Regions from separate parts of the Homo sapiens genome. Here all the other regions are linked to region 6. A link is a loop called in an ENCODE intact Hi-C map of the cell type or tissue named here. Cell type or tissue: PC-3. All regions are shown on one strand. Region 1 overlaps LINC01376 (long intergenic non-protein coding RNA 1376). Region 2 holds the start of MIR4757 (microRNA 4757). Region 3 overlaps LOC105373456 (a long non-coding RNA gene). Region 4 has its middle 4.9 kb from the start of OSR1. Region 5 overlaps LOC105373456 (a long non-coding RNA gene). Region 6 has its middle 110 kb from the start of LINC01376. Region 7 overlaps LOC105373454 (a long non-coding RNA gene).

What was found. Hi-C counts contacts between places; a loop is a spot of excess contacts. Peaks named below come from ENCODE experiments on the same cell type or tissue, not always from the same donor. Only the 100,000 strongest peaks of a DNase experiment are listed, where the experiment ranks them.
Region 1: it touches region 6 in a loop (6-fold over the local background); 4 of 110 quality-filtered maps call a loop at or near these places.
Region 2: it touches region 6 in a loop (2.9-fold over the local background); 4 of 110 quality-filtered maps call a loop at or near these places.
Region 3: a loop joins it to region 6, with 3 times the contacts of the local background. A loop is called at or near these places in 2 of 110 quality-filtered maps.
Region 4: a loop joins it to region 6, with 4 times the contacts of the local background. A loop is called at or near these places in 2 of 110 quality-filtered maps.
Region 5: a loop joins it to region 6, with 4 times the contacts of the local background. A loop is called at or near these places in 5 of 110 quality-filtered maps.
Region 7: it touches region 6 in a loop (9-fold over the local background); 2 of 110 quality-filtered maps call a loop at or near these places.

Annotation. Positions count from the first base shown.
Region 1 is chr2:18,990,042-18,994,041 of GRCh38, forward strand. The region is part of intron 3 of LINC01376 (long intergenic non-protein coding RNA 1376); the gene reads right to left. The region is part of intron 5 of LOC105373456 (a long non-coding RNA gene); the gene reads left to right. Among named protein-coding and RNA genes, the nearest start is that of LINC01376, 35 kb to the right of the region's middle. In PC-3, no CTCF peak of the experiment used is centred here; DNase peaks (open chromatin) are centred at 1,280, 1,680 and 1,740; H3K4me3 peaks cover 469 bases; H3K27ac peaks cover 1,727 bases.
Region 2 is chr2:19,348,053-19,352,052 of GRCh38, forward strand. OSR1 (odd-skipped related transcription factor 1) reads right to left here. Exons shown (of 3, transcript NM_145260.3): 3 at 3,433-4,000. MIR4757 (microRNA 4757) reads left to right here and starts at 377; the gene lies at 377-453. RefSeq lists enhancers at 5-134, 2,458-2,527. In PC-3, CTCF peaks have their summits at 2,209 (motif pointing right) and 2,412; DNase peaks (open chromatin) are centred at 29 and 309; H3K4me3 peaks cover 656 bases; H3K27ac peaks cover 368 bases.
Region 3 is chr2:18,969,352-18,973,351 of GRCh38, forward strand. The region is part of intron 5 of LOC105373456 (a long non-coding RNA gene); the gene reads left to right. Among named protein-coding and RNA genes, the nearest start is that of LINC01376, 56 kb to the right of the region's middle. In PC-3, no CTCF peak of the experiment used is centred here; DNase peaks (open chromatin) are centred at 1,760 and 2,490; H3K4me3 peaks cover 1,155 bases; H3K27ac peaks cover 2,378 bases.
Region 4 is chr2:19,361,517-19,365,516 of GRCh38, forward strand. No RefSeq gene overlaps it. Among named protein-coding and RNA genes, the nearest start is that of OSR1, 4.9 kb to the left of the region's middle. RefSeq lists an enhancer at 1,788-2,589. In PC-3, a CTCF peak has its summit at 1,679 (motif pointing left); a DNase peak (open chromatin) is centred at 1,615; H3K4me3 peaks cover 2,020 bases; H3K27ac peaks cover 423 bases.
Region 5 is chr2:18,748,212-18,752,211 of GRCh38, forward strand. All of the region lies in intron 4 of LOC105373456 (a long non-coding RNA gene), which reads left to right. Among named protein-coding and RNA genes, the nearest start is that of NT5C1B-RDH14, 160 kb to the left of the region's middle. In PC-3, a CTCF peak has its summit at 1,905; DNase peaks (open chromatin) are centred at 1,900 and 3,940; H3K27ac peaks cover 1,597 bases.
Region 6 is chr2:19,138,790-19,142,789 of GRCh38, forward strand. No RefSeq gene overlaps it. Among named protein-coding and RNA genes, the nearest start is that of LINC01376, 110 kb to the left of the region's middle. In PC-3, no CTCF peak of the experiment used is centred here; a DNase peak (open chromatin) is centred at 2,192; H3K4me3 peaks cover 538 bases; H3K27ac peaks cover 2,068 bases.
Region 7 is chr2:18,518,935-18,522,934 of GRCh38, forward strand. LOC105373454 (a long non-coding RNA gene) reads left to right here. Exons shown (of 8, transcript XR_001739302.1): 8 at 2,408-4,000. Among named protein-coding and RNA genes, the nearest start is that of RDH14, 40 kb to the right of the region's middle. In PC-3, CTCF peaks have their summits at 1,776 (motif pointing right) and 1,978; a DNase peak (open chromatin) is centred at 1,787; H3K27ac peaks cover 338 bases.

The sequences.
Region 1 (4,000 bases), 150 kb before region 6:
GGCTTGGGATCAAAATATCAAAATCACAAGTAAAATCTCACATTAAACTTGGTTAAAAAATTATTTTCCTACAGTATTTTGCATAAGAGCATAGAAAAAGAATAAAACAACAGCAGCAACAGCAATGAAACTTCTCATCTCCAATGCAACCATTCTAATCACTAATATCTTTGTATCCACAAATGGACTCATCACTTGGGTGACTTCTCAAATAAATCTTAAATTGTTTTTGGCTCAGTAAATCCTCATATGAAGACATTCTGGGGGTGACTAGGCACCAAATAGCCTTCCATAAAATGTGTTATGGGCCAATATTCACTCAGTGACCTGGCTTCTCTTCTATGTGCTCATATGACATGAGCAAATGCACAGGCAGAGTTTCAAGAAAAAACATCGAGAAGTTAGTTTTCCCTTCGCATTCATTCAAATGATGCCTGGGCTAACCATGTTTGATGAAGACAGGGTGGATTTATCCAGTTCTTCAGGCAAGGGCTATGTGTATTCTATCTCTCTAAAAGTCTCATTTTGGAGAATCCTCAATTCATCAATAACTCCTGCAGCTATTACCAAAACCTTCCCCCTCCTTTTTTTAAACCTGAAAAGAAAGTGAAGCCCAACTGGTGGGGGTTATCAGGTTATCTGGAAGACGAAACTATGGAGATTTGTATTCTTATGCATTTTTTGTCTCACAACAATGGAAATCCTTGAACTTCCAGAGATATTATGTTCTAACATCTTAATCCTCTTAAAAACTAATTTGCATTATCTAACACTTACTTGAAATGTTGGGAGCAGAACTTTGGAAAGGGTTTTAGGTCTGGATCTTCCATTTTAACTTTATTGTGTTTTTAAGACCCATTTTTGAGTTTTCTTACACACACATACTGCTCCCACATTTTTCTACATATATATTTGAATATAGGCAATTAGCCATATAAACTCAGGAAAATAAAGCAGTTATCGATATTAGTATATTCATGAATTATCCCTTCATTCACAGAATCCTAAAATCTTAAAATTAAAATTGACCTTAAAGGAAGCTACCTTAAACCACTCTTACAAACTACTGTACTATTACAAGTATTGAATGCCTGGGATCAGAAATGGGAAGAATGCTTCCTTTTTCATGTTTTGCTCCTTTTATTTTTTTTCCAAATGTCCAAGTAGCCAAGTCTCTGGTATGTATCAGAGGAACAGTCAATTTTCAGAGTGAAGTCAAGTGAAAAGTATGCAGATGGCAGTGTAAATGTTAGGAAAGTTTGGGGAGAAATATGCCAACTATGTGCTGTTTTGTTACAGTAACTATAGAATCGTCTCTCCAATGCCACGGACAAGACCCTTGCCAAATGGAATACCCTATTTATAACCCTATCGGGAAGAGGAAATCGTGCCAGGAACAAGATAAAACTATTATCTGTATTAAGAAAAATACTTAGAAGCATGTTTGTATTTGAAAATAAATGTTAGTGGTTAAGAAAAAAAATAATGGTAGTTGTAGATCTGGGTGTTGAAACCTGTTGCAAGACTATTAATTAGTCATCATCTTATCTTCACTGCCATGTCTCTGCCAACTTACCTGTTTGAAGTCACAAATGGAGCTCATAAATGGGTTCTTTGGGAGATATGTAGAAAATAAACAATTTCCCCCACTGGGCAGATAGTTAAGAAATCTCCCCGGGCTCATATGTTTTCCTCCTGTTGGCACTGTTGACTCAGTGCCCATGTGGGATGTACTCCCAAACTGTCCTGCTGCTGGCAATGTTTTCAGTGCCAAGTATTTAGCCTGCAGTCCCAGAGGCAACAAAAAAATAGCCAAGTCCAAGGGAGTGCCATGAGCATATGGACCCTGGTCACAAGAGTGTCACACTGGGAGGGGCTTGGACATATGCCATGGGCTGCATCAGGACATATGCCATGGGCTGCCACCCCAAATAATTCCCTCTTCCCCAGGACCCAGTGGAACAGCTTGTTGAATAAACAAGAGACTGAAAGAGTGGTTGAACTGGCACCAGGCCAGTGTCCCTTGCCTTACCCACTGAATCAATGAAAACTTGGCATATACTACATTTTCAAGGAGCAGGGAAGCATGAAGGCATAATCTCTTTGTCCCTCCTGTGTTTTGTCACTTTGTCTTTTCTCCACCTACTTATCTGACTTGGTAGAATACAAACACTATATCATTTGGAATAAGACAAAATAAGGGTTGATTCCTGGCTCTTTTGCTAGCTCTGTGCCCCTAAAGGAAAAACAAAAAAAAAAGAATATTTAACTGATATATGCCTCAATTTCTTTTCAGTGAATGGTACCTACCTTGCTGGTTTGTGGGAAGGTTTAAAAAGGTGATATGTAAAGTGCTTTGCACTGTTTCTAGCACATGGTAGGCAATAAATGTGAACTTGTGTATGGCCAGATGCACACATTAAACTCTGGATAGTCCAGTTAATTACTCCATAATATTATTAGTTAATAATCAAATTTATTGATTGAGTTATATTGTAATATAGAATATTGTCCTCTAAGGATATAGTTATTAAAATAAATAAATATGTCCTCTAAGGATATATTTATTAAAATAAATATAAAATAATCTAATCGTTAACCCTCTATCAAAATTTCTGATAATACTGTAATTATACACAATTATTAAAGACATAATTTCCATGTATTATATATCATGTATTGTGTATTTTATACAAACACATTACATATATCACAATATTATGTATTATATGTTTTATATGTCATGTTATATTATGGCCTGTATTACATATTATGGATTTGTATGCCTCACGTATATGTCACATACATATCACATTTAATATATTGTATATGTATTTGTACTATTATCAATTTATGTTTATATCAATTACAAATTGTGATATGTAGGCTTATCATTACATGTAAATCACTTAAAAAACTATAAACATATGATTAATATACCATCTATTAGGGGCTTATTTGTCATACAGATAATTAGATATAATTATTTAAAATAATGTAATTTTTACTATTATATATGCTATTTATATAAATATAGGTGTAAACATGCACACACAAATTTAGTTATTTAATGATCTTTGGTGTGCTTAAGCCACAATTCCCCTGGTTTAGAATTATCACAAGGGAAGAAAGTGAAATGTCATGGGAAAACCATGTGTCTGAATGAGAAAAGTTTCAATCGAGGTCCTGACAGGTGTGTGACCCTGGCCATGCCATTCACCCTCTGTGAATCGTTATTTTCTTACTCTAGTAAAAAGAGGAGGGAAAATTTACAGATTTAAATTGAAATAATATACGAAAATATTAAAATAATCTAATTGTGTCTGCAGCACAATTGTTAGTTCATAATTAATCAATAAGTGGTAGATGTCTTTATTATCAAAAGCTAATTATCATTGTTGTTTTCATGGAAGTCTCAGAAATAACATCTGAAAAGCAGCCATTCACTTACTGAGGATTTCTACATGCAGAGTCGGCTACTGCGATTTCTGTTTTGCTTGGGCCTCATTTGGAGAACAGGGTCGGTTGTTCTCACTTTCTAGTGGTTGGAGAATATTCAAACTGATATCCCTTGTGGGGTAAGATCTTGGGGACAAATATTTCTTCTATTTCAAGGTTTCTTAAATTTCACATGTGATTTTAAAAAGCAAATAAGCCCCTTAATTGCTTCATTAAGCTAGTCAACACTAATTAAGAAAAGTCAAGTGGAAAAATATTAGAAACTGCTGTGCCTGACTTTAAGCCTCCTCTCTTTCTCCCAGAATATGTTTTGCTTTGCTGAGGAAAGGGAGTTTGTGATTTTCTGTGATAGAATCCACTCTGACCTCCTGGGTTCTGAGCTTGAAATTGAGCTTCAGTCTTTGGGGGTTGATCCTGTTTATTACTGATGAAACATGATTTCCCAACCCCATGAAAAAATGCCTAAGTGCCTTGTAAAGTAGCACAGGGGGTAACCCAAACTATTTTGATGAGTTAGAATTCAACAAGCTTGAAACATCAG
Region 2 (4,000 bases), 210 kb after region 6:
TGGCGCTTGCGCAGTGGGAGAGGAGGGCGGGGCCGCAGTGGGCGCGGCCATAGTGGGCGCAGAAGTGGGTGGGATGAGTACGCCGCGGCAACTGCTGCCCTGAAACCCCGCGGGCAGGGAGACCACTCTAAACCACTGATTCAAGAAGAGGACGCTGCAGGGCACCGCCCTTCACTCAGGACAGCTGCCAACGCTTCGGGTCTGCGGATCGTGTTAGTGGAGACGAACCGATTCGTGGCGCCTGCCTGGGCCGATTCGCGGGGCGGGGCGGGGCGGGGCTGAGAGGTGTGGATATGTTAGCCCGAGGCGGGGCCCATCTGTGACGTCACGAAGTTACGTAATGGAATGCCTCTGTGGACCTCATTCAAGCCTTGTGTTCCAGCCCGAGGCCTCTGTGACGTCACGGTGTCTGCGGGAGGAGACCATGACGTCACAGAGGCTTCGCGCTCTGAGAGGTGGGACGGGACTCTTTTGAGCCGGCTATGGGGACACCAAGATTCTAGGGGATTTAGGATATCAGGTCCTCAGGTTCTGGGAGCTGAGGTCACGTCAGGGAGTCCCAGAGCATCACATTGCGTCCCTCCCCACAATGTGAGCAGTGAATTCCGCGGCAAGGAAGTACGCGGGAAAACATTTTTTAGTGGGTCCCTAACCCCTAACTACACTCTGGAAATAGGGGGTAGAACCTGAAACACTCTCTCCCAGGAAGAAGCTCCTGCAAGCTGTTCTTTTCCCTGGAAGCACCTGATATCTTACCGGAGACAGCATCTGGCAGTTCCGGGCTGTGCCCAGGGTCTCTGGCACCTTCCGCCCTCCCTGCCCAAGAGGCTGTCCTAGGCCAGATAGCTTCCCCAGCCGTACACAAAAACTTCAGGCCTAGCAGCTTTGAGAAGGGCCCCAGCTGAACTCCACCTGGCCAGCACCATCGGCCTCTTTTTCTCCTGAAAAATAGCCCCAGCAACGCTGAGCGCCACACAGTCACTGGGACCAGCGAAGCTTATTGTGATGGGGGTCTGGAGAGGAGACAAGAGCTGGGACTTTCTAGAGATGCATTGGGGGAAAAATTGGGGCAGGCAAGGAAACCCACCCAACATTTCTGACCCTCTCAATTGCACTTTTTGTGCAACCCACACTGAGTATGAGCAGGAAACTGGGGCACTAGTTTCCAACCACATCAACCAACCACATCACCTGGGAATTGTAGCCTGGATAGGGTCGGATGGCCCACAGGCCCAGCCGGCCTTTCCACCTGTAGTTACTGTTTCTGCACAGTCTATGAATCACTAGAACAAGCTGCAGGGAGACGTGATCTCTGAGTCCACCGGGATAACAGCAAACATCAGTAGAGCAAATAGGGGCATTCTGAGAGGGCCAGGGAGTTGCTGCGCATCATCCTGTCCCACCCTCCATTCCCCATCCCCAATTTAAAATTCTGCACTGGAAATCTGTTATTTTGAGGATGCACACTTGATACTGACATTCAGTTGCAGACCTTGGACTGGGTGGGTTTTCACAGTGCTGGAGGTGGGGTGACCCAAAAAGGATTAACGTGGCTGGCAAACCTCCCCATTTCACCGCATTTGTAGCTTCCTGAGGCCCCGGGAACTGCAGAGGCTCGATCTTCAGGGAGGTGGAATGATGTGTTCTGGGAGGTGGAGGGATGTCAGGGGCTAGGGAAGAGCAGCCATAGACAACCCCAAGGATAGCATCCCAGAAAGAGCCAAGGGACTAGGAAGGGCACCCTGTGTGTGTGTGTGTTCACCCATGCACTCTGGTTGTTTTGGAGCAACCATGGCCCGCAGCCTCCTGGGGCTTCATAAAGAAACCAAGGAAGATTCTGCAGTTGACCCTAGTACAAGCTATGGTCAGGCACAAACCACACCACAACCTGCGTGCGCCGCTTGGGCGCAGACCGTCTACACCACCCGCAAACCTACTGGCTAGCCCCACTTCCACGCACTCAGAGGCCCCAGTTCTCAGGAATGGGGGCATAATCCTGGGCCGCGCGCGACCTTGTGAACTGCTTGGAAGAAGGATTGGGATAGTGCCCAACTAATGAAGATCCCTCAGACCAGACCAGACTCAGCAGCGCCCTGCCCCTCATCCACAGTGGGTCCTGGGGCCAGTCAAGATTTTGGGACCAAACACATAGATGCTTGGTGGTTTCGCGAGGTTGCGGGCAAGACCCCTTGAGGTGCCAAGTCCTGGGCCGCCCCTCCAGGGCTGGCCAGCAGGGGGCAGCGTGGCTCTGAGCGTGGAGGCCAGGGCTGGTCCGCGCCGGCAGGGCCAGCCTCCAGTGCCCAGTTGGGTTCCCGGGCCTCGAAGTTCTAGCCCGCACAGGACTCAGGAGCGTTCCCGGAGGAGGTGGGGATGGGGTGGTGAAAGCCCAGAGCGTTTTAACTTCTGCATCCCCTGCCGCTTTCTCAGCCAGCAGGGCCCGGCTTGAGGCTGGGATTTTTGGTGCCTGCAGCAGGGAAGCTTATAGTCCAGTTGTCATCCGCGGCCGCCGCGCTCCGGGCGCTGAAGCTGGAGAGGCCATCCTGCGCTTGGGAAAGGCCGCGGGCGCCACCGCCTGCGCGGTCCCGCGGTCAGGGCGCTGGAGCTGGGGGGAGCCCCGCCTTGCCCCAAGGAGAAGAGCCCCGGCGGCCTGGCTTCTAACTGTGGGAAAACTAGACACCCCAGGGAAGGTTCAGCTTATGGAAGGCGGACTCGAATTTTTCCTCCTAAGCGTCCCGGGCCTCCCAGGGCGCCCGCCCCCACCATTCCTGACAAGGCTTTAAAATTGTAGGGAATCTTCGCGGGTGCAGAGCCTCGATCCTAGGAGGGGACAAGTCCCAAGCAGAGAATTGTGTCTGAGGGACCCTAAGGGAGGGAGTGATGTTGGTTTGGGGTTCCGGGGAGGCAGCGGTCATTGTGTATTTGCACCCGAGTGTTGAGACCCGGGGAACGGGAAATATTACAGCTCTGAGGCTCTGTGAGGGCGGGTCCTTCCCACCCCAAAGCCAGAGGCCAGGAGGGAGGCCTTCGGTTAGGGTGGGGAAAGACATTCTCTTCTCTTCTTGCACCCTAAGCGATCTCAGCACCCAGAGACGCTGTCTCAGCACCCAGAGACTCTGGGATTTCTCACGGGCGGTTTTCTGCCTTCAGGCTTAGGTTCTTCGTAAACTCACAGCACTTTAGCGGTGAGGAGTGGGAAGGCTGAGACCCTATCCCTGAGGCGGAGGAGAAAAGTAGGAAAATCAATACATGGTGGGGCGGAGGCAGACCTAACCGGGAGAGAGGACGTTGCTCCACACATCTCAGCCCTGTCATCCTAATAAGACGGGGTGGTAGGAGGGGGACACGCTGGCGTCCAGCAGAGAAACCTGGTCCTCTCAAAGAGAGGACCCAACCGGTTTCCTGCGTTTAGGAGGGAAATTACCCATCCTGCAATGCCTGTAAAATAACCGTTTATTTAATAGTTAAAAAAAAAAAAAACTCCAGTGATAAATGTCCGTTACCGATGGTCAGCATAAAGTGCCAATCGCAATATAACGCCCGGCTCTTGGCTGGCTGCTCCCTCGCAGTGTCGCGGCAGCGGAGGCCGGGCCCCCTGCAGACCCCAGGCCCGAGGTCCCCGTCCCGCTCTCCTAGTCCCGGAGCCCACGGCCGCCAGCTGAGCTGCAAGAGCTGGGAGGGGGCTGCCCCGCGGTCCCTAGGGCAGGAGGCTGAAGCAGATACAGGGATTACACTTTTGCAGGCTCCGGGGGTGGGGGCAGGGGCGGGAGGAGGAGGTGGGAGCTGCCAGTGCTAAGGACTTCGTTGCCTCTCCTCTCTCCACTCACTCTCCGCAGTCAGAGTTACAAGCTTATATGGTCAAAGACAAAAATAAAAAAGAAAACGTATAAAATAACAATAGAAAAAGTAATACTTCTGGGAGAGGCGCCGCTGCGGCTCCGCGGAGCTTTCGTTCTTTTTTTAATGCAGTTTCCCTTCCGCCACGTGAGTACCGCCTTTTGGC
Region 3 (4,000 bases), 170 kb before region 6:
TTTCACAAGTAGACATGTGTTTACTCACTGATGAAAGTCAAAGGGTGGCTGTGCTTGAAGTTGGCTGAAATACACTAGATTTAAGGAGGCTGAGGATAAATGGGTTGGGGGCAGGGGTGGTCATCAATATGGAGTTTAAGTTCAATGAAGAGGACACCAGAGGAAAGGCGGGAAGAGAAGACTGCAAATCTAGCACTGGTATAAGTGAGAAAAGTGGAAAAATATCCTAATCTTTTTATGAGTAGTGAGAGTGAGAAAAAGAGATAATTGTATTTCAGCTTTTAGTTGGTGGTTCCTTATAGGGTAAGACTAGTGACCAACCTCTTTTCTTTAGTTTGGTAATTCCACTGTGTTGATTTGAATTGGGAGGGAGAAGAAGGGGAGGGGGAGAAATCAGGAAACATATATTGTTCACAATATCAGATTCAGTAAATGTAAAACTCAGAGGTGAGATGATGCCTGCAGTTAAACACCAATTGACTGAAAAGCACAGAAACTATCAAGACGCTGTGTGTGTTCTCAGAGATCCCCCAATATGTACATATGATCCAAAGCCAAATGACAAAGGATGTGTTTCATAAACCAAAAATAGACATTCTCCACAAATACGACCCTCTAGGGAAACCCCAGGGGACCCTTGCACAGGGCAAGGTTTACGTAAGAGGCTGTAGAGTCTCTGCCCTCTCTCTTCTGGAAAGATGTGTAAGGAAGGATTGTCTCTGAACACTTGAGTACATTCCCTTGGCAGTACACACTACATGCTCTCCCCAAACATATTGTTCTTCTTCCAGGACAGTTTAAATATTGTAATTTTCTTATCCAGCTGAATAATATCATTTAGGAGGGCAGAGTAGGGGCTCTTGAACTGAGAACAGATGTATTAGGAGCCAAATTCTAGGCCAGTCCTCTGCAGATTGGTAGGGGAAGAACCATCTTATTTGCAGAGAGACCATTTATTTAGAAGTCCACCATTTGGTGAAGCATTCAACACACTCAATGTATAGATGTTTTATTAATATTTCCGGGCTCTATCAAAATAGCTCTTTCAAACCAACTCATGACCAGGTTAGAGGAAAGGTGTCATGAGAAAAAAAATAGAACCACATAACAATGACTTCAATGACTTTGAAAACTGAACTGTCACTTGGCATGAGCAGAGGCCTCAGAACATGTGGTTAAAGGAGAATGCTCTTCAAAGTACCAGCTCTCCCCACCCCAACACACACACACACATACACACACACACACACACACACACACACACACACACACTCGTCTCTTTTCTTCCTTTATTAAGGCATGTAATTTAAGTGTCCTTCACAGAAGCAGAAATGGCTTTTGGTAGGGTGTCTCAAAACCTTTTCAACATTTCTTCTCTTTGATGTCAGGATTACCACCTCAAATATTAGACGTGTAACATTTTCATTAAAACCAGGTTCAGAATTTAGAACAAACAAGAGCGAGTTCCCTAGGGAAGTCCTAGAGATCCATTTTTGGAAGAGAATGTCTGTGTTTATACTTCCAGTTTATAAAACATTTACCAATCACTTGGCCTCAGAACATGTTTACAGAGGGAAAAGCGCACCCACAAAACAAACAAACTGCTTCTTTCACAGTGTGGACCAATAGTCCTTGGCTCTTCCCTTTTGAGCATTATTTTTTCCTGCCTGATAGAGGGATTCACTCTCCCAGTCACGTGGTTTCTGCACAACATCCATTCTTACAGCCACAGTTAGGTTCTGATTCCCTCCTGTCTTATGTACTGACAACTGGTTAAAATTAGAAAGAAAGCTTCTTACTGATGAGTGTCCCTCACTAACTAGCAAATCTTGGATGTTTCACCCTGAGGTGGCATCCTGGGCAGTGTGGACAGTTCCCTGAGGCTGTTCTGCAGAAGAACGTGGAAGCCCTATTATCATGGTTCCAGCTCTCGGTCTGGTCCTCTGTTCGGATTAGCAGATAATTGAATTAGTAGTGCCCACTTTGATGCAGTCCCTCAATAGGAGCATGGAATCCAATTTACCAGTAATTTCAACAATAAACTTAAGTCCTACTTTGTGGGTCCTAGCGAACAGATTGTTGGGGGATGCATTAAGCTGGTCTCATCCAATAGTTAGTTTATAAAAACAAACAAAGAAATAGAAGAAGTTAACCTGTTTCTTTTCTGTGAGCAGAAAGTAAAGTCAAATCAAGATGAAAACTTGTGAGAAAGATATCAGGAATTAGTGACAATGAAGTTATGTAGGTAAGAGAGTAAGGTTCAAAGGGAAAGTTGTGAGGACTAACTACAGAGTAATCAGAGTTGTGCACAGGAAAAAGTGAGGATGCCCCTAGCCTGGGTAGTTCACAGGTCTTTCATGTCAGACTCAGCAGCTCTAACCTTTTCATTAACCAGAGTTAGAATTTTGAGCTTTTAGCATGCAGCAATCAGCAACTCTCCCAAATAAATTGCAAGGAGTCATGCTTTATGCAAACCTGTCACCTTCATGAGTCATTAGGAAAATATCTTGTGTCAACCTTGCCAGCTGTATAGCTTCATATGAACTCACAAATCTGTACTATTTGAGACCAAATCTCTTCTGTAGTCATTGCTGCTGGGGCATATTGTTAAAGTTTGAGTAACAACTGTTTAAGACCATTCAAATTCAAGCACAGGGACTTATGTATAGTTGGGATTCAGTCTGTGTTTATTAATAAATTCATCAATTAAAATAATCAATTTCATGGTGCTGGAAGAGGAGCCATGTGTAAGTGGTGTGAAGTAGTTACCAATGTCTTTATATTTTCTATAAATATATCTTCTGAGCGTTGGTTTGGTATGCTATGCTCAGGTATCTATGAATTTGTTATTTATTATCAACTTGGATTTGTTTTACAGAAGTCCTGCTGAACTTACAATTACACACAGGAAGAAATTTAGGAAGACTCTTTCTTTCCATTTCCAAAGATGAATGTTATTGTCCTCATTAAGATAGAAACACTTTTTGAATCCTAGTCTTCTCCGGACCTTTCTCCCATTGTAATACAGCCTTTTGAAGGTTAAAAGTCATGTTTGTCTGTTCCATTACTACCCTTATACTTATCCCAGTGCTTTACACCTAATCGGTGCTTAATACTTTTTATCATTTAACAGCATTTAATATATAAATATTTAATACTATTTGTTGACTGAATAAAGGAATAAATGAACTGCCACCCTTGTGAAACACAGCTCAATTGGATCTTGAAATTGCTTTCCTACATACTAAGAAATTAGCTTTCTAAATCCTGTGTTCATCATTTTCTTGCTATATTTTTATTACATCTCTATATATTCTTTAAAATTCTATATATTTTTACTGCATCTCTATATGTTCTTTATTTAGTTCAATAGCTTTTAACTTCACAGAAATGTATCATGCCATGCTACAAGAAAAAATTAGTGACTTATTTAGCTTCTGCTTAATATCTTAATATTATATTACTAAGGTGAATCCATATTGTCAATTGCTATCCTTCATTTGTTTGGATTGTTGTGTGAAAGTCCTTTGCTGAGACCTTGTGAATTCTTCTGTTGATGAGTACCTAGGCTTTAACTGTTAAAAATAAGGCTGTCATGAACATTCACGCACATATTCCCTCTCGTGTATGTGCAAGTGTTGTTGGGTTCATATCTAAGAGTGTATTTGTTGTGCCATAAGATATATAAATGTTCAAATTTAAAAGGTCACGTAAAGCTGTTTTCCAAAGTAGTTGCACCAGTTTTACAATCCCATTAGCAAAGTTTAAAATCTTCCTCCAATTTATCCTTTCAAACACTTGGCAATATCAGACTTTTAAAACACGTGCCAATTGCAAAATGTATCTGTTTGTTAAATAATACCTCAGTGTGGTCTTGATTAGTATTCCCCTAATCACTAATGACATTCATCAGCTCTTTATGTGTTTGTTAGTCAGGAGATTGATTTCAGTGTCAGTGCTTCCTTTCTGGATTCCCACGATTTGCGAGGTTTTGGTTGTT
Region 4 (4,000 bases), 220 kb after region 6:
CCGCGGCTGCAGCTTCTGCTAGCTCGGAGCCTGCGGACTCCAGCCGGCGCGAACTCCGCCGCGACTCTTTCTGGCTCTCTCGCTCACTGCCTTCGGGGCGGAACCGCGGGCGCCGGAGTGGTCCCAGACTCGGCTGGGACCGGGCAGCCTAGAAGAAGGGTCCCCTCAGTAGAGACCAGGCCTCCAGCTCTCCGTCCGGCGCTCCGCTCCACAACCCGCCAGTCGATGTGAGGTCCGTCAAGGGAGCGATCCCTCCGTCTGCCCGGGCTTCCGGGCTGTGGACCGCACTGAACCCAGTCCCGCAGCAAGCCCTGCTGCCGCCTTTTCCTGGGCACGCCTGCGGTGGTGACGGCCCGCTGCTCATGTCTCCACGCCAAACCCCAGCCCCTCTCCCGATTCCTGCTCCTTGGTAAAGCGCCCCAGCCTGTCTTCGGAGTGAAAATTGAGCAGCTTCCAGAAAATTAACTAGAATGTGGTCTATATTGCTTTGAGTTGTTTTGGATTCAAAAAAAAATGAACCCCACCTCTCCGCACCCCATAGCCTAAAAAAAAAAAAAAAAGTCCTCATTTTTTCAAATGAAGTTTGCTCAGCACTTGCGAATTTTTGCTTCCAACGCAACTACTTCCTGTAACTACTTTGCAGACAATTGGGGGTCTGCTCGTTAGAAACCCCCTTACGCATGTACAGGGCTTTCAAATAACCTGGAGATTTAGGCGTCCCTCTGTATTCATTTAGATGATGGATAGTAATGGCTCAATAGTTCCTCTGGAACCATTACGGTCAATCAGGTCAAAATCCAGCTTGGGGGTGGGAAGGATTTTTAAGCACGGGAGGTAGGTAACAGGACTCCTGCGCACATTTGTTCAGATAACACCTCTGATAACGTAATGCAATCCAGGGTCCTTAAGAGAACAGATGCCAGGTGAACGCAAGAGCGGGTGTTTTTTGTTGTGACAGCGACAGACAAGTTACAGTATCAAAACTGAAAGGGAAAGTGAACTGTTTTTCCAGGCAGTTCCCGTTTGGTAAGTTCTTTACGGGCACACAAATGTAACTCTTTCACCTTAATAAATGTAACAATACATACACACACACACACACACACACATATACCTTTGGTTTGTAAAAATATGTGTGACATGAAGCATAAATACTAGCATGGAATTGCATGGGCATACGATCATCGGGAAAATGGAATGATGATGTCTTCTGTTGTGAAGATCAAATGTAAAATGTATGTAAAAGACGGCATGGGTTTTTACTTTTTACACAAATTTGAGTTGTCAGACTATTTTAGACACATCCAGATCTATGTACTAAGGTTAATGAACTTTTCCTTTTTCCAAGGTGTAAATAAGTGCATTAGAAACAAGGCAATGTCTAATCAGCCGGGGATGTTGGAGAACAGTAGTTTGAACGGAATTGTGAATAGTTAGGGTGGAATCCTGCAGATAGAGCCACCTACTGCACCCGCGGCGCTGGGTCCTTCCGGGCTGCACCGGCGGCGGGTGGCGCTGGAGGAAGGAGAGTTCGCGGTAATTAAACATTTCCAGACACCGGAGGGTTATTATCTGCAGAGCGATTTCCGGCGATGGGACTCGGAGAGAGTCCGGCTGCGAGGTTTCGAGATTCTGGGACGCAATCCTAAAGAAAACGTGCCCCCTGCTGGCGAGCAAGCCACATCTCGGGACCCCTTCTTGGAAAACTCGCAAACCCACAGTATCCTTATTTCACTTTGCCCAAGAGTATTTTAGTCCTTCAGTTTTTCTTTTCTCAGTTAGAAGTTTGCTGCTACTCATTTAAAAGTACGCACACGCTTACCCTTCCAAAGAGCAAACGGAGGAGGAATTTCTTCTCGCCACGGGGTTTCTGTTTCCCTGCCCCAAACCAGACGTCCTTGCTCTCAGATGGATGAGGGCTTTTGTTTGTTTGTTTGTTTGTTTTTAAATAATCCGAAATTCCTAGCAACTATCTGCCGCCGTTCGCTTCTGGTCCTGGGAAGACGATGAGCAAAGATCTACTGGGACCCCATCCTGCATTTGCAAGCTCGGTCCGCGTGCCCCTCCCGGCACACCCGGAGGTGAGAAGTGCCCTCCGGTGCCTCCGTCCGCAGCCCCTCGTAGGTCTGCACGTCCTGCTTCGGATCCCAAATCCTGGCTTTCTGAAGAAGCGCGGGAAGAAGAGAGAGAGTCTGTTTCCGTGAATCGATTTCCCTGAAACACGTGAGGTTTCCTATCCTCTCCTTCCTCCCAGACCATTAGATTCCAGTTCCTCTGCTGCTTCCTTTTTTTTTTTTTCGGATTTCCGTACAGAATATTCTAGCAGGACCCTCCCTTGTCATCATAGCTCTAGGTATTCAGATAGAGACCTGAAGAGAGAAATCCTAAGAATATACCTATTAACAAGCTCTTTGGTTAATTCTCTGTCTACAGAGGACTATGCCACATTGCATAGAATGAGTTCCTAAAGTGTCAGGTCCACTCATTGGAGCAAAATACCCAGAGAAAACAAGCAAGAAAAGGGCAGAGAGAAAGACAGATTCCCTACCTGCTCCAAGCTCTTAGAGGAAGGCTGTGTCCTCCTGCTGCCCATCACTCACTTTGCTCCTCTGAGGCAGGGCCTCCCACTTCCCTATCCTGAGCTTGCAGTGAGGGGTGGAAAGGGAGTGGACCCAACTTGGACATTCCAAAGAATTACTACATTCACCAACCCTCCCTAAGTGATGCAAAGCCGCGCTGTGCCTCACCTAATGGATGAGTAGAATTACCTACTGAATAGAAGGAGGCCAGGTGCTTCTGCCTCTTTAGTGTTTATACCAGGGGTGCTTCCTGGCTTCAGACTGTCACCCTGAAGAGGTGCTGAGCCCCCAAGGCGGTGGCCCAACTAGAAGGGATGCTATTGCTCCTGGGAACTTGAAAGGCATCCTACTGGATGTGGCTTTAATACCTGGTGTTCCTCTACCAAGTGCAACTTAAACTTAAGCATCAGTTTTGGGGAGATGAGAGGGATGGAAGGATGACAGATTGGAATTGAGAATGTTCCACAAAGGGAATACAGTGAACTGGGAGGGGACCACCCCATCAGCAAAAATAAATAAATACAAATAAATCTTTCCTTCTCTGATTTCTAGGAAGTTAGACTCAGGAGGAGGAGTCATAGAGTCATATTTGTGCATCTGAGTTACATCACAATGTAGTGGGGATTCTGCACACAGCGGAAAACCACAATCCCTTATTTTAGCCACCCTCAAAAGACAGATATTCTTCCTCCATGGTCTAGGCTGGAAGTGGGGGGACACTTGAAATGCCAGTTCCCACCATAACTCTCTTCCTAGGTGACTCCAGGCAAATGAATTTGCTGGTCATATCTCCAATTCCCTACATGAGAACCTTTCCATGGAAAAGAAAAGCATTTGCTGAAACACTTGAAGTAGATACAAAACAAAAAAGAAAATATATATTAGCATATGATTTTCACTTCAAAATGACCAATGGTCGGGTTTAGTATATTTAAGTATTGGTTTTCATATCACATGTCAACAATAAAGAAATGGAGAGAAAACTTAAAACTAAAGTATTATAATCTATCTATTCCAGATAGAGAGTTTCTGGAATCATGACTTCATTTGCCAAAACTTCATTCTGTAACAAACATTTCAGGAGATTATCTAAGGAGGAATAAGCCATGTATCGTAGTCAGGATAGTTCATTCTTAATTTTCAGAGAAGACAGCTGATGGGAGCTGTGCCAGGCTACCAGATCCATACAGATAGGAAAGGAGATTAGTTCTCAGTGCCCAGGGTCCTGCACAGGCAGCAAAGTGACTAGGAGCAGGAGTGCCACTGCAGGATGCCTGGATAGGGCATTTCAGTCTTAGCCAACCTGGTACAAGGGCCACCCACTGAGGAAAGGGAGGGCCGGGCACATACCCCAGTTCAGCTCAAGGGCGGGTCAGTCAGCTAGATCCTGCCTGTGTGGTATTGGAGAGTTAAGTTGTCAG
Region 5 (4,000 bases), 390 kb before region 6:
CATCTGCATTGCATATTCCGTTTTGTCAATTGCACCAGTCATGCCCTTAATATCCTTTTTCCCTCCATTACTATATTTCTGTCATCCTTCTTCCACAGTGAGAGTCTTGGCTCGCAATGACATCAACACATTTACTCTATTCTACAATAGCAAAATTAGTTTTAGAATTGCTGAACCCAAATGACTATATATTAAAAACATACTCGGGAGTTGCAGATTTGTTTTAGTTCAATTTCCTAGACTGAAGTAATATATTAACAATACTGTCTTCTATAGTTGCTTGCATTCATTTTATTTTTTCTTCAGTATGATTATTTTCTTTTTCTTTTTTTTAAATTTTACCTTAAGTTCCGGGATGCAAGTGCAGAATATGTAGGTTTGTTACATAGGTATACTTGTGCCATGATGGTTTGCTGCACCTATCAACCCGTCAATCTAGGTTTTAAGCCCTGCATGTATTAGCTATTTGTCCTAAGCTCTCCCTCCCCTCTCACCCCAGCCGCCGACTGGCCCCGGTGTGTATTGTTCCCCTCCCTGTGTCCATGTGTTCTCATTGTTCAACTTCCACTTATGAGTGAGAACATTATTTTCTTCATTTCAAATACAATTGGATTTGTTTCTTTTGCATTTAGTTTGAGGTTTTCCCTACCATCTTTGTTAATTTTATTTTTTACTATGTGGAATACTACTATGCTTCCCAAAGTCCAAACTACAAAATTATACACTCAGAGGAGTGTCACCCCTTCATTCCTGCTCCTCTGCTATCTAGGTGACAAATTTTGTTTATTTTAACCCTTCTCATGTTTCCTTATGTTAAAAAATTAGGTTTATATGTATTTTCATATTCCCTTTCCCATTTGCATAACAGATGACCTATATAGTCCTTTCACTATTTCTTTATGAAGACCCTATATAATACATTGTATATAACATGTTGTTGGACCCTGCCTTCTGCCCTGTTCTTGCTGTGGATTTATAACACCTTCATATTGTGGCTATGTAGAGAAAAGATACCTCTGAAGCCTTTTTTCTGCACTCCAAGGCTTAACATAGAATTGGCCTCTCATAACCTTTTTTTATATAATTGATCTGATTATTGAATGGAACAAAAGGACAGCACTGAGCTATAACAGCGCATACTGAACTGTGATCACCATGACTCTGAAGTTGAAACCCTGCAGTCTTACATGAAAGACTCAGCTCCTTCTGTTATTCACTCATATGGATCTTACACAGCTGCCACCCGGAAGTACTTGATCCTCATTCTAACATGTTTTCCAAACCTTTAAGAATTTGAAATTCCATTTTAGTTGTCCAGAATTCTCTTTCCACCTTTTATGCCCGGTCAACATTTAACCATCTAGTTAAAGGTGAGTGATTTGTCTAACTTACTTGTTAGATAGCTCTCGTTAAACTGCTCTGGCAAACTTAGTATTTCTATAACAACACTTTAGAAACATCTCAACTATAGCACTTTTTGGCCTGTATTGGAATAATTGGTTTACGTTTAGTCCCATAGCCTCCGCTATGAGATTTTGAGTTCCCTCGGTATCAGGACCCTTCTTTATCTCCAGTGATTAACACAGTTACTGCTTAAAAATTGTTTGAATAATTTAATAAATTGATAAGACCTTTCCCCACTTTGAATCTTAGTTTATTTTGTATGTTTAAAAAAGGGTCTACTTGAGATTCTACAGTATTCATTTCAAACTCTAACAGTTTGAAATCTAGAAGATGAGATACCTCTCTCTTTCATCTTCTAGCATTCTTTATATATATACATATATTTCTTGTTTATTATTTGTTTCTAGTTTATTATGTATCTAGTTTAAATATATATGTGTGTGTGCATATATATATTTCTCCTTGACTAGATTCACCACTGACAGGAAGGGGGCGCCATTTAACAGCCTGTGGAGAAAGAAAGTTTTTGTGACTTCTTTTATAGAAAGGGATGGTATTATTATCCTAGCTGAAATTGAAATATATTTTATTCTCCTCTCTGAAATGTCGATTTACTTAACATTTGACATTGGAATTGAGAAAAAAGCCAAGGATACCTCATCTAAGCTCCTTTGCAAATTATGCACAGCACTGATTATTCTCCTTCTAAATTTCATGTGGGTTTATGAAAGGTAACAAAGAATAGTTGATAACTCTTGATATAACAGAAATGTATTAATACATATCATGTATATGACTATGGGTGGATGTGTGTGTGCATTAATTACAGTGTAACATCTGGAATTTGGGGAGGGTTACTTTTGAGCAAAAACTGACACCAAAGTGTACTTACAATGCCTATGTCTACCAGGATAAGCAGAAAAAGCATTTCTGTCTGTTTGTTGTGTCACTTAACAGACGCTTTGTATTAAGATGGTGTCCATATTTCAAGGCCTTTAGCACCTGAAACAATTCAGAACCCAGACCATGTGGTGGTCCCTTAGAATTCTACGTATCTCTGAGGTCTAAGTAATCAGACTCAGGACCAGGCTGTCTTATTTAAAGGGGAGACATCTTGGTAAAAGCCTCTTGAAGCTGCCTGTTCCTACTTTCTGGTTACCTGAGTTGTTTTGGTCTAAGTTGCTTCAATTGTCTGGGCCCAGCCCCACAAGGCACAAATAGGTTTGTTATTTTAAGAGGCAACCTGAAGCCACTCTCTCGTGCAGTTACATAAATAAGACCAGGCTGGCTTGGAAAGGGTGTAAATCTCTGGCCAAAATGAGAGAAGGGGGAGTCATTTGCTTTCAACCACAGTTAACATGCTGACTGAATTTCCAAATAAACTTTTATCTCTTAAGACTGATTGCTAGTGATGGTTATAAAAATGAGTGTTAGAATGTAGCCAAGGAAGTGACCACACCTTTCCAGATTCTTCCTTAGTTCTGTCTTCAGTGGTTATTTTCCTAAAAACCAAGAAGAGGTAGCTCTGGTTCCTAGGTGTAACTCAGCTTTCTTGTAGACAGAAAAGAGGAGTATCCCCCATCATTCAGCTTCTCTTGTACCCCCTCTTTTCTGCAAATTACAGTAAACAAAGGTGAACAGGAGAGATGAGTAAGAACACAAATCTTAACCCAGTCGTTTCTTTCTGCATGGGGTGTGCTGAGTCGTCCTGCCTTTGCCTTCTTGTATTGCACAGAAAAACCTTCAAGCAGCCAAAGGAAAATGCCTCATCTTTGAGTGAAATTCTTGTAGGTATTGCAAAAGGAGTTAGAGGGACTTATCCCGCCTGCACATTTCTACAACATTGTACAAGTTAGAAAATGTTGCTTGTAGATTGTAGTTGACAGTGTTCTTAGAAAAGTAACAACCGTAGCATTTCTTTGAGGTCCTACATTCATTTAGCTTTCTGCTTTCTTCTCCCTTGATTTAGAATTTTATTTTTCCTGAAGAACAATTTTTTATGCTGCCAATGCACACAATGCAAAATAGCAAAAATTTGATTTTTCTCCCACAATTAAACTATACTTTTCTACATTAGGTTAGATATTCGTGGTAAAAAGCAATAATTATGAATTATTGTTTTTTCTCACTTTTTAGAATCTGCACATCTTAAAATAGTTTTAAGCACTTTTAAGGAATTTGCTTCAGTTTGTTTTGGATGACATTTATTTTTTTCCTCCCTCTGAAACAAATATATTTTTTCTTTTTTCTTTTATCCCTCCTCTTTTGTAATTCATATTACCAATGAAAGCCCTTTTGAACAAGCAAACGAAAATCCTGTGATAATTGAAATAGAAGCATCCAAATATGATGTCCTGGTAAATATTTATAAATATGAGATACAGACTTTCTTCTGATGCCCTCAAATGCTGGTCACCATAGAGCACTGAAAAGAATTATGACTCAATAAACTGCATGCTGACATATAACTAAATAAGTAAATAACTGGAGTGAAGGCCAACTGCTGCTTAACAGCTTCCCCAGTTACGTACACACTTTCAAACAAGCATGAAATGTAGGTCTCTGGACATCGCTTAAAAGAACCACAAATAAACAG
Region 6 (4,000 bases):
TTACACACCCATGATGTAGGAAGTTTAGCTTTCCATTACAGGTAGTGCCATCTTACAAATAAGTCATATTTCCAAGGTGAAATTGTAAGTGAGCTCCTTACAATTCAGAGCAGATGTTCTTACACATGTAAATTTATATTCGATGATCCATCTCCCAGGTCAGCCACACAAGTATTTCTAATCCAAAGGGCATAAGGTGACATGGGCCACACACAAGCAACATTAAGCCCAGTAAAATAGTGTTCTATAGCCAGAGTGTGTGTTTGTTTGTTTGTTTGTTTGTTTGCTTGTTTGCTACTTAGACAGTCCATACAAATTAATTCTTTTAAGACACTGTTTTTAAAATGTTCTATTTAGTGGCCATAAATAATATTATTTTTAAAATACGGATTTCTTCTATCAATCTTCTAGCCCCTTCTAGGCTAAACTACACTGGCTGAATTAGCTTAGTTATATCACAGGAAATTCTTCTTAACCCACTTTGCTAAACTGTGTTCTATAGCTTAGTATTTCAGGAGTTGTTAATAGTCCTGAAAAAAGAAAAAATAAAGTTACTTTGTAGAATAAATTTGGAAAATATAGCACACTAAGGCTCCCTGGTGGAGATTTGCAATGCACACTCAGTTATTGAAGATTCTAAGGTAAAGAAACCTTTTAAAGTTCTTGTCATCAGCTGTTACTAACAATTTTAATACATAACAAGTTTTTGTTTCATATTACCCTAATTGACATCCTGAGAATAGGGTTCAAAACGCTAGCTTGGAAAATGCCAATTTGCTTATTTACACCTAAAAGTGTCTATGTTGCATAACATCTGTGGTAGAATAACAGCTCAATACATATAGTTGCAGCAGCATTCAGTACTATAATAATAAAAACAATATACTGTAGCTAGATCATAAATAACCTGAACTTCTACAGACTTTCCTGAGAAGGTAAAGATTTATCTAACATAGTGTTCAGGGGAAAATAAAATTTAAGGTTTGTGAAAGGGGGTCATCACTCCTCCTGCTTCAGGGATAGTGTCTTTCCCAATGACTAGGGACTCCCAGGAGAATTTGCTTGGGTTCAGTGTTCTCCATAACCAGGGGAGTTTTGATTTATACTGGCACTCTTCCTGCTGAAAATGCCCCCTGTAATATATAGAAAAATTGGGTGCTTCATATATATATATATGTATACATATATATATACACACACATATATATATATACGTATATATATACACATATATATATACGTATATATATATATGTATATATTTCCCCTAAGGAAATAATTAGTCTAGTCCCATTACAGTCATTTTTATTCTAAAAATATATGTAAAAAGCTCTGTACTCAGGCTGGGTGAGGTGGTTCATGCTTATAATCCCAGCACTTTGGGAGGCCGAGGCAGGCAGATCACGATGTCAGGAGATCAAGACCATCCTGTCCAACATGGTGAAACCACATCTTTACTAAAAATACAAAAATTAGCTGGGCGTGGTGGTGTGTGCCTGTAGTCCCAGCTACTCAGGAGGCTGAGGCAGGAGAATCGCTTGAACCCAGGAGGCAGAGGTTGCCCGCTTGAACCCAGGAGGCGGAGGTTGCCGTGAGCCAAGATCCTGCCACTGCACTCCAGCCTGGCAACAGAGCGAGACTTTGTCAAAAAAAAAAAAAAAAAAAAGCCTTGTACTCACATAAGAATTTAAAATTAAACTTCATTTCGGATCCCAAGCTCTGAGGGAGAGGGTCCTGAGATAATGAGATTACATAGTCTGCTGATGGTAGAAGACAAAAATCACATTAGTTGGTGCCTTGGTCCTATCTCTTCTTGTGCTGAAAGTATGTATTCTGGCTGGGCAAGGCCAGGAACTTTTGGGGGTAATTCACTGTGCAACATGGATTCCCAGCAGGCACTATTGATCTGACCCAGAAAGCCCCAGGCCCAGGTCTCATTTGTAGTTCTCGAAGGCCTGTTGGAGGCCAGCAGCTGGCTTTGGCTTAATTACCTCCCTAGCCAGTGAAGTTTGTGTGGCTTTCTACAGCACTTAAGAACAACTGACACCAAAGGGTTTGGTTTCATGTACTTGAACTTGGGTGACACGAATATTTCAGTGGTGAATCAGTCCTAGAAAGGGGAGGTGGGTAAGGTAGGGAGTGTTTATAGAAGACATTTCATCACCACTAGTCAAACATATCTCATTGTTGGTTCAGGAGGCACTGGTATTTTCCTCTTTGAAGGGGATGCTCAGGGAGCCAAGAGCTTCCACCCTGGAGCTCAGCTCCAGAGAAGGGCAATGGCCATTTGCACACAGGGAACCTGCAGGACTAGTTGCTTTGGAATGTTGACAATCTTGGGGAAAGGGTTTTATGTCTTTCCTCAGGGGAAGGGAAAAAAAGCTGGTAGATCTATGTAAAGAAAGGCTGAGGCTTTCTCTGGGACTTGGGGCTGCTGGTGAGAGCTTATCTTTCTGCCTGGCTTTCTTTTAAAGAACCCACTAGTTGCAGGACCCCAAAGATAAGGTCAAAAAACTTGTAATTTCAAAGAGTCAGTACTGCCAATATCAGTGATAAAAAAGTTCAGCTGGAAGATGAGAATATGAGATTTCTTTGGCTTGAGTACATCTCTTGCACTGTAAATGAGGAAGCTCCAGACCCTACACAGTTGTGTTCCCTACAGCCCTCACCCCTCAGGTACAAAAAGAGAAGGCATCATGGTCCTTAGTGCTCTCCCAAGCCTTAGGAAGTGGAAATCATCTGAAAGCTTGCAGACCTCCTGGAGGTGTGGCATTATGAATGGCAAGGGGTCCCAAGAAGATTGCATGTAGAAAATCCCAAACTGGGCCATGCCAAGAAACACAAACCAAAAGGAAATACTTTATGAAAATAAACAAAGCTACTGAGTCAAACATACAAAGCAGGAAAACAGAACAAAAGATTATTTGAGGCCTGAGGTTTGAACATTTTGAAGCCACACATGTGCTAGGCCAGCCCAAGAACATGAAGAGCCTTACAGCTGTGTAAGCGCGGAGGCAGCCGGCTCCCATCAGGAGCTCCCCAGGGTCCCTGCAAGCCCACCGAGCTTGCTGGTTATGCTCCTATATCATCTTCTCTCCAACTTGAGCGCAGCCTTGAGCTACACAGAAACAGGGGTCTTCCACTGGAGGCTGCACAGATAGGGCTAACAGGACTGATTCCACCTACTGAGTAATTCCTGTTGCATGCATGTTAGTTTCCTCCAGTCCTAAATTTTTCCTACTGGAGCCCTAAAGGATATCAGTGTTAGAACAAAAAGTTCAGTTATTGAAATGTCTAACCAAGAACTTGCCACATATTATACAATCTTCAGAATCTCAGAATTCTGAAACTGAATAAGTTTGGCTGAATCATTTAAATTCCCAAGAATTTTAACTCTATGAAATAAGATACAAGTCAGACTCATGTTAGGGTCAAACATATGTTGTAGCAAATAGACTTAGATTCCTGTGTACACAAGCCTCTGTCTGAGGGAAGTGTCTCAGTGATACCAAATTCTGAATCCATTTACACCTTCTTTGGTGTCACTAGAAGACTTCTTGAACCAATTACCTTACCCACAGCAGTATGCCTTTCACAAAGATATACTATGATGCCATCTCTTTGGCTTTTCTGAGGGGGTCAGTAAAACAGATGCTGTATGGAAACTGCTCAAAATTTGTTGTAAAACTATTGTCAAGAATAAATGCAACCATATCTGATTGCAAGTTATTTTTACAATTACATTTCAGAAAATGTGTATCTGTTGAGGAATGAGTGCATTTTCTCTGTTCTGTTGATGAAGCTCACCAGGTTTTCCTTGCTTCTGTGATTGCCAGAAAGTTCATCTCCAAACGTCATAATCATAACTCTATAATGTCTCATGGTCAGCTCACTTTTGGCCTCCTCCTTTCTTTAATCCTGCTTTTCACACACACACACACACACACACACACACACACACACACACACACACCCTTCTCTGGAATTAAGGCTTAAAGAT
Region 7 (4,000 bases), 620 kb before region 6:
AATAAATTTGTTTTGAGTGACTGTGTGACCTCGAACAGCCTACTTTCCCTTGGTCAGCTAGATGTGTTTCCTACAAACTGAAGAGCTTAGATGAGCTGCTCTTTCAAGTCCCTTCCAGGACACAGAGGCCCTTCCCAAGAACTCAACACAGGAAAGCTGGCCTCTGCCCCCAGAAGCTTCCAGGCGAAGGAGAACAGTCAAGGAGCCAAAGTCCTAGGTGCTCCGCTGGAGGGTGACTTCCACTCACACCAATCTTCCAAAACCTAGGGACTTGGGACCGAGCAGCGGCATTATATCATTTCCAGGCAAAGCCCAAGTTCTGTCTTCCGTACCCACGGTCTCTTTTCGCATTTTGCGCAACATCATTTGCTGCTTCATCTGACCTAACTCGGTGGGTTTCTTGATTTTAATGTGTGTAGAAATTACTTATTGGAGAATTTTATTAAACATGCACATTCTTAAGCCTGGCGTCCAGTGATCCTCTTTTGGGAGGCCTGGGCAAGGGCCACGACGTAGGCACGCTTCACAGGCACCCAAAAGGTTCCCACGCAGCAGTGACCCATGAAACATGCTTTGAGGAACACTCATCTGATGGTTCTGGAGTGGGGTTGGTCTCCCTCACAGACTCAGGCTCCTGGGAGCCAGGGACTCATTTGACATTGCAGTGAAACAGAGAACATGGAAAGGGACATGCCATGTAGTCAATCCAAATTGGATGAGTAAGTGAATCAATGAATGACTAAGGCACATGCAATAGGGAAGGTCATTGTCACCATGAACTGAAACTTTCCGGCAGTGTTGGAGAAGGTAAGGTGAGTGGGAGACGTGGTACAAGACAGGCTTCAAAGCTGGGTCTCTGATGGGTCACCAGAAACAGTAGGGTCCTTGTAAGGCAATGCTTCTTCTCTAGCAGACACATTTTTCCAGAGGGAGTCTGTCAGCCTCCATGATATTTTAAGCTGCATCCCTCAAAATGTCGTAAAGGAGGATTAAAGTATAAATGATTGTCAGTTCACTCCTGTCCTCCTGGTACTGCGCTGAGCATCTCAGGCTGTTTGGAAGACAGGGGCAGCAAGGGAGGGGAGGAGCAGGGGAGGGCCTTAAAATGTGACTGAACAGAGCCTGCAGAGAATGAGGAGCTCTGGTGTGTCTTGGGGGGCTAAAGCAGTTCACAGGCTGCTACTTTTTTTGTGACATAGCTTTTACGGGGGGAGAGCCAGAATATTAAGCTCATTGCTTCCAGATGGGAAGGTTGGACAAGACAGAGAGGCTTTGGCTCCGAAAGCTTGGACGCTGTGGTGCGATATGGATGTGACATATTGAAGTAATCGAGATAGAAGATCTGGCTTTAGCCAAGGCTGTCAGATAGATACTTTTTAAAACATTACATGGTTTGTAACAAGGTATTGTGTATCCTCACAGAAACTCTGCCGCCTAGGTCTCTGGGAAGGCAGTGGGGGGAAAAGTGTGCTTATTTTGCTTGAGTTACTAAAGCTCCTTTTATATATGAGGAATTTGGCATCTCCTGGCTGGGAACGGCTGAGCCAACAGTGTCCGATGCACTTGTAATGTAGATCATGCTAGTGACTTGCTAAGTGAGTCCAGGTGTTTGCATAAGAGGCAGGGTCCTAAGCACCTCCTTATTTGAGCCCCGAAGCAATCATGGCCCAGTGCTTCAAATGAGCCTCAAATCTGTTTAATAAATCATCCTTCTATTTATAGAGTTAATCCAGGGAGAAAGCCTCCGTGTTGTCTGGTGGGGCATGTGCCACCAGAGGGCGCCCGATGTCTGCCTCATTCCATCAGAGTGGCTCTTGCTATATCAGGGGTTTTGCCTCCCCTGCAAGCTCCTTTATCCAGTCCTTTCCTTCCTGAGCTTTCAGGCCCTGGATGGCATACCTATGGATCAAAGCCAGGTGGGGCAGGGAGAACCCCCAGACCCTTTCACGAGGGACCCTTTCTCCTCCAGTGTCTTCAGTGAGAACTTCCCTCTGGGCCAGCCTGCCCATGCACGCTGTGGAAAGGGAGAGAAGGCCCTGCCTCATTTGGAAATCCTGAGTTTGCAATGTGCTGGTTTACTTGCAATTCTCATGTTCAGAGAATGGGCCCCTTCCTTGGCTAACTTCACACCTGAGAACATGTCGGGGCATCCCTGCGGACCCAGTGTCTGCTTCACATTTCAAAGGCTGGGAACTGTTAAGCTTGTATTTTGATTAAAATTTTGTATTAGCGCCCCCCCCCTTCAATGTAATTTCAGGATATTTAATTTCAACCAATCATCTGAAGGAAAGTGGGGGGAGGAGGTATCTGATGTGAAACAGCACACGGGGAAAGCCAGCCAAGTTAGAAAATAGAGCAGCTCGGGGCTGTGTCGATGTGACAACTGAAGTCTCTTTTGTTCTCTCAGGCAGGGTCTGAAACCAAAGCCCCTCAAGGACAGGAGATCTACCTCTGGGCTTGGAATCAAGAGGACCAGTCGTTCCGGGAGGCCTCCCTGCTACCTTTGGGGCCTTTGGCAAGTCCCTGAAAGTTTCCAGGTTTCAGCCACCTATTTGGGCTCTGGGGAGAGGAATGCCTACCATTTGCCTCTGGCTCTGGGATTTTAAAAGGAAAAGCAGCAGAGTCTTTGGAAAAACCAATCTCTGAAGACCCAGGGTGAACATTAGTTACAACACCCTAGCTTCGAGGTGATGTAAACTTCAGGTACGGAGGTTACGCTCAGAGGAATAAAGGAGCATTCGTCAAACATGAGCTCCCCTCGATTGTGGTCTAGGGTGGAGACCAGTTATTCAAGTGTCTGTGGGCCCAGGCAGGTAATGAAAATGTAGTTATGGGGGAACGCCCGGCTCAGAACAGGCGTAGAGTAAATAGTTGTTGTTGACTGACTGAAGGAATAAAAGTGGGTCTGATATAAGACAATAGGGAATGGTACAAACCTTGTCAAACTGGAAGGTACATGACTTGAATTTGATGTTCAAACTATTGCTTTTTAAAACACTAGTTTAAACATCTTCTGGCCCTAGAGCTACCAATTTGTATCTCTGTATCCACTTTTATATATTTTAGGCCCATTTAAAAGACCAGGAAAGGAGGAAAATAAATCTAGCAGTATAGGACGTTCTTAATCTTGTCAGTTAACCCTAATTTTAACACCCCATCTCTGTTTGTCATTCTACTTAACCACTTTGGATTAAGCAAATTCAGTCACTTTGGAAATAGTACGTGTGGATGGTACCTTACAGGATGAAGGACCATAACAATATTCTCTAGCGCAGGCCTCTACCTCCACAGGGGGACAGACTGATGAGCCAGATCAACTCCTGCATCCTCTTCCTCAAGGAAAGCCCCCATCAATAAAACCACAAGGTTACAGTGGAGCCAGAGGGAGAGCTGGCCTGAGTTGAGACCTCCTCATGGAACTCATGGCTTCAGTTTCCTAAAATGGGGATTGTACTCCCCTAGCTCTCCTTGCTTCACAGAGCTGTTTGTGACAACTCATGAGTAATGTTATGTGAAAGGGCTTCACACACTGCAGTGTGCTGAATAAATGTAAAGAGTCCATGCTATCCAATTTGGAGACAGAAATTAGAGGACTCCTCCTCACACTAGTTAAGTACATCTCTTAAATTGCTTGGACTGTTGGCGTGGTTCTCGCCAGAGTTGAATATAATTCCTCTGTTGATGGGTCAGCCTTTATTTCCCCCAGTGCTGTTTCTTACTTGAGTTAATGAGTCCAAAGCTCATGTTTGCATGCTACCTCTGACCCTCACTAAGTGCTCACCTGCAGCTCTGCCCTGTCCTCAGAATGATGTGACCCTCAGGGCCAAACACTCCACAGGCTGCACTCTGCCACCTCCAAATCCCCACCAGTGGGTCCAATTCTCAGTCATCTGCTTGTTGTATTTCTGTTGTTTCTGTATTCATGTCAAGGATATTTGGCTGCAGAATTCCTGCAATATATTTTAGGTGAATGTGCAGCATGATCTTATTCTGGAGTCCA